Regions from separate parts of the Homo sapiens genome. Here region 2 is linked to region 1. Evidence: read pairs that join two places in POLR2A ChIA-PET (ENCODE). Cell type or tissue: OCI-LY7. All regions are shown on one strand.

Evidence for each region. Peaks named below come from ENCODE experiments on the same cell type or tissue, not always from the same donor. Only the 100,000 strongest peaks of a DNase experiment are listed, where the experiment ranks them.
Region 2: POLR2A ChIA-PET joins it to region 1 with 8 read pairs; 2 of 35 experiments call an interaction of 5 or more read pairs at or near these places.

Annotation. Positions count from the first base shown.
Region 1 is chr1:150,665,736-150,668,235 of GRCh38, forward strand. The region is part of intron 2 of GOLPH3L (golgi phosphoprotein 3 like); the gene reads right to left. Among named protein-coding and RNA genes, the nearest start is that of GOLPH3L, 30 kb to the right of the region's middle. In OCI-LY7, no CTCF peak of the experiment used is centred here; no DNase peak of the experiment used is centred here.
Region 2 is chr1:150,908,794-150,911,293 of GRCh38, forward strand. The region is part of intron 1 of CTXND2 (cortexin domain containing 2); the gene reads left to right. The region is part of intron 1 of LOC107985204 (a long non-coding RNA gene); the gene reads right to left. Among named protein-coding and RNA genes, the nearest start is that of SETDB1, 16 kb to the right of the region's middle. In OCI-LY7, no CTCF peak of the experiment used is centred here; a DNase peak (open chromatin) is centred at 1,208.

The sequences.
Region 1 (2,500 bases):
GATTTACACAGGTGCTTACGAATTTCTTTGCTCACCGTTCCTTCCTGTATCTCAGACTTCCTTTCTGGCACCATTTTTCTTCTTCCTAAAGTAGAATTTCCTTAAGTGAAAGTCTGTTGGAGGCAGTTTCTATTTTGCTTATCTGAAATGTCTTTGTATTTCACCATCATCCTTGAAAGATAGTTTCTCTGGACATAAAATTCCAGGTTGATCATTCCAGGTTATCACATTGAAGATAGTATGCCCTCTTCTTCCAGCTTCTAATATAGCAGTGAGAAATCTATCTTTCTTATTGATTGTGGTTTTTTTGTAGGTGGTGTATCTTTTCTTTGGTCCTTTAAGATCTTCTCTTTTGGTGTTTTGCAGTTTTACTATAACATGACTGTGCATGAATTTATTTATTCTGTTTGGTATATGTTGTGCTTCCCATAACTGTGGTTTCATTTCTTAGCTTCAAAAATTCTCAGCTCTTAGGTCTCTAAGCACTTTGGCTCTCCTTTATTTTCTTTTTTCTTTCCTTCTAGGACTTCAGTCTTTATTTTAACCCCGTCTTTTAACCTTTTATATTTTCCATTTGCTTGTTCTCTGTATTGCTTTCTGGAGAGTTTTTGTTTGTTTGTTTGTTTCTGAGATGGAGTCTCACCTGTCACCCAGGCTGGAGTGCAATGGCACAATCTCGGCTCACTGCAACCTCCGTCTCCCAGGTTCAAGCAATTCTCCTGCCTCAGCCTCCCAAGTAGCTGGGATTACAGGTGCACCTCACCACGCCTGGCTAATTTTTTTGTGGAGATGGGGTTTTATCATGTTGGCCAGGCTGGTCTTGAACTCCTGACCTCAGGTGATCTGCCTGCCTCAGCCTCCCAAAGTGCTGGAATTACAAGCATGAGCCACCAGCCTGGCCTTTGGAGAGTTTTTAAAAAATATCCGGCTTCCTATTTACTAATTCAAACTAACCCTGAGATTTTGATTTCAACAATTTTTCATTAGTAGAAGTTTTATTTAGTTATTTTTCACATTTGTCTGGTGATTTGTGATTTTTTGTTTATTTTGTGATTATTTTATTTCTTTAAAAATGTCATATTTTTAGTCTGATTATTTTAATATGGGACAATATATGAGGTCCTTGATACCTGACAATATCTGAGGACTTTATTTGTCACTTCTTCCTTGTTTGTATGTTTGATGATCTTTGATTAAGAGGTTCACGTTTAACGTTTTGTGAATTTACGAGATTCTGGAGGCCTAAATTGAGGACATCTTCCTTCAGAGGGAAAGATCTGTTTCTGCCGAGAGCCAAGTACAGAGGGATTGTGGGAGTGCCACACAACTGGGAGCACATTTAAGCCTAGTTTCCCCACTTTACCTCAACCATCAAGTTTATTCCTGACCAACCAACTCCTGAATCTCAAGACTGATTTGGTAATTTGCCCCAGGGTAATTTGATCTTCATGTTATCTTTATTGCTCACCTCTTGGATTTTAATTTTGGTGTTTGGGGGCCCCTTGAAGATTATTTCTACTTTCCAAGACTCAATAATACATTAAAAATTAAGCTTATTCAAGACTTAATATCTGACCACCATACTGCCAGGGCTAGAGGACCTCTAATTCTATTTGTCCTGCTATAGCCAGGACAATCTTTAACATCAAGTGTAATGATATAACTCCCTCCCCTCATGCTTAAAAATCTTTCAAACATTCCTCTCAGCCTTCAGGATGGAATCCAAATGGCTAATGCAGGAGGATCGCTTGAGGCCAAGAGTTGGCCAGCCTTTGGGAACACAGCGAGACCTTGTCTGTAAAAACAAAACAAAACAAAACAAAAGTGGCTATTTACTAGTCTTTTCTTTTTTTTTCTTTCTTTTTTTTTTTTTTTTGAGACGGAGTCTCTCTCTGTCACCCAGGCTGGAGTGCAGTGGCGCAATCTCGGCTGACTGTAAGCTCCACCTGCCGGGTTCACGCCATTCTCCTGCCTCAGCCTCCGAGTAGCTGGGACTACAGGCGCCCGCCACCACACCCAGCTAAATTTTTTTATATTTTTGGTAGAGATGGGGTTTCACCGTGTTAGCTAGGATGGTCTTGATCTCCTGACCTCGTGACCCGCCTGCCTCGGCCTCCCAAAGTGCTGGGATTACAGGAGTGAGCCACCACGCCCGGCCCACTAGTCTTTTCTTTGGCCTCTTTCCCCTATTGGCCTTTGCACACACTGCTCTGTTGAAAAGAACCAATATTCTTCCTTCCAAAACTCCTCTTTGTAGTTAAGCGTTAAGTACAGGGGTCACATTTCCACATAACCTTCTCTAACATTGTTTACTTCTCCACTCCACCCTCTGGATTAGGTTCTGCACCTGGGTGTGCCCATACATACTTCTCTCATAACTTCTATTATATCATATTGCAAACAACTATTTCTCCTGACCAGACTACAAATTCCTTAAGGAGAGAATATCCCTTATGCCGCAAAAATATTTTTGAAAGCATAAATTTATGCTTAAAAGTAA
Region 2 (2,500 bases), 240 kb after region 1:
AAAAAAAAAATTAAGAAACAAGGTATCTCCTTACTACCCAGGCTGGTCTCAAACTCCTGACCTCAAGTGATCCTCCCACCTCATCCTCCCAAAGTGCTGGTCAGGCATAAGCCACCGTGCCCAGCCCATTTTCTTGATAATAAGCTTCTTAAAGTACAAAAGTTGGCTGGGCGCAGTGGGTCACGCCTGTAATCCCAGCACTTTGGGAGGCCAAGGGGGGCAGATCACCTGAGGTCAGGAGTTTGAGCCCAGCCTGGCCAACATGGTGAAACCCGACTCTACTAAAAATACAAAACGTAGCCGGGCATGGTGGGGGCGCCTATAATCCCAGCTACTCGGGAGGGTGAGGCAGGAGAATCGCTTGAACCTGGGAGGCAGAGGTTGCAGTGAGCCGAGATCACGCCATTGCCCTCCAGCCTGGGCGACAGAGCAAGACTCCTTCTCAAAAAAAAAAAAAAAAAAAGTACAAAAGTGTTGACCAGGCACAGTAGCTCATACAATCCTAACACTTTGGGAGGCTAAGGAGGGCAGATCTCTTGAGCCCAGGAGTTTGAGACCAGCCTGGGCAACATGGTGAAACTCCATCTCTACCAAAACAAACAAACAAAAAACAATTAGCCGGGCATGATGACGTGCACCTGTAGTCCCAGCTACTTGGAAGGTTGAGATGGGAGGATCAATTTAGCCTGGGAGGTCGAGGCTGCAGTGACCCCAGACGGCACCATAGCACTCCAGCCTGGGTGACAAAGTGAGACCCTGTCTCAAAGAAAAAAGTTTTAAATTTTGATGAAGTCCAGTTTCTCTCTTTTTTGTTGCTCGTGATTTTGCTGTCATATCTAAGAATCCTTACATTTAGGTCTTTGATCCATTTTAAGTTTATCTTTGTATGTGGTGTGAAATTGTTACCAAAACACCAGGAGTTCGGTCTAGGTCCTGCTGCTCACCACACAGAAAGATGAGCAATACCTGCCCCTGAGATGACAGGTATTGCCAAAGAAGAAGGCTTTACTCAGGTGCTGCAGCAGAGGAAACCGGAACTCAGTCACAAATCCATCTCCCTGACCAACTAAAATTAGAGGTTTATATAGCAAGGAAGAAATGTAACAATGTGTAGGAAAACAGGAACTCAGGAGGCCAAGAAAGCACTTGTGACCAATGAGGGGTCTTGCACTTCATTGTCAGGATGGGATGATCTGGTTGAGTTTCAGTTCCTTGATACTTTTTTTGAGAGGCCTGGTGGCCCTTTCCTGAAGAAGGAACTCAACATAAAACAAATGTAAGTTTTAAGCTTTAAGACCAGAAGGTCAATTTCTTTTTCTTTTTTCTGTTTTTTTTTTTTCTTTTTTTTTTTTTTTGAGACGGGTCTCCATCTGTCACCCAGGCTGGAGTGCAGTGGCATGATCTCAGCTCACTGCAACCTCTGCCTCCCAGGTTCAAGCAATTTTCCTGCCTCAGTCTCCTGAGTAGCTGGGATTACAGGTGTGTGCTACCACACCCAGCTAATTTTTATATTTTTAGTAGACATGGGGTTTCGCCATGTTGGCCAGGCTGGTCTCAAACTCCTGACCTCAGGTGATCCGCCCTCCTCGGCCTCCCAAAATGCTGGTATTATAGGCGTGAGCCACCACGCCCAGCAAGAAGGGTCAATTTCTGTTGAAACAAAAAAAACTATGGGACTATTGGGTTCATTTCAAAATAAGGGTCTAACTTAATTCTTTTGCATGTGGCTATCCAGTTGTCCCAGCACCATTTGTTTTCTTTCCTCACCGAATTTTCTTGGTACCCTAGTTTAAAATTACTTGGTCATAGATACATGGGTTTATTTCTGGACTCTCAATTTTTTTTTTTTTTTTTTTGAGACAGAGTCTCACTCTGTCGCCCAGGCTCGAGTGCAGTAGCATGCTCTCGGCTCACTGCAACCTTTGCCTCCTGGTTTCAAGTGATTCTCCTGCCTCAGCCTCCCAAGTAGCTGGGGCTACAGGCATGCATCACCATGCCTGGCTAATTTTTGTATTTTTTTTTATTTTTTGAGACAGAGTCTCGCTCTGTCACCCAGGCTGGAGTGCAGTGGCGTGATCTCGGCTCACCGCAAGCTCTGCCACCTGGGTTCATACCATTCTCCTGCCTCAGCCTCCGGAGTAGCTGGTACTACAGGTGCCCACCACCACGCCCAGCTAATTTTTTGTATTTTTAGTAGAGACGGGGTTTTACCGTGTTAGCCAGGATGGTCTCGATCTCCTGACCTCATAATCCGCCTGCCTCGGCCTCCCAAAGTGCTGGGCTTACAGGCATGAGCCATCGTGCCTGGCCATAATTTTTGTATTTTTTTTTTTTGGTCGAGACAGGGTTTCATTATGTTGGCCAGGCTGGTGTTGAACTCCTGACCTCAAGTGATCCGCCTGCCTCGGCCTCCCAAAGTGCTGGGATTACAGGCGTGAGCCACCGTGCCTGGCCCTGGACTCTCAATTCTATTCCATTGATTTGTATGTCTGTCTTTGTA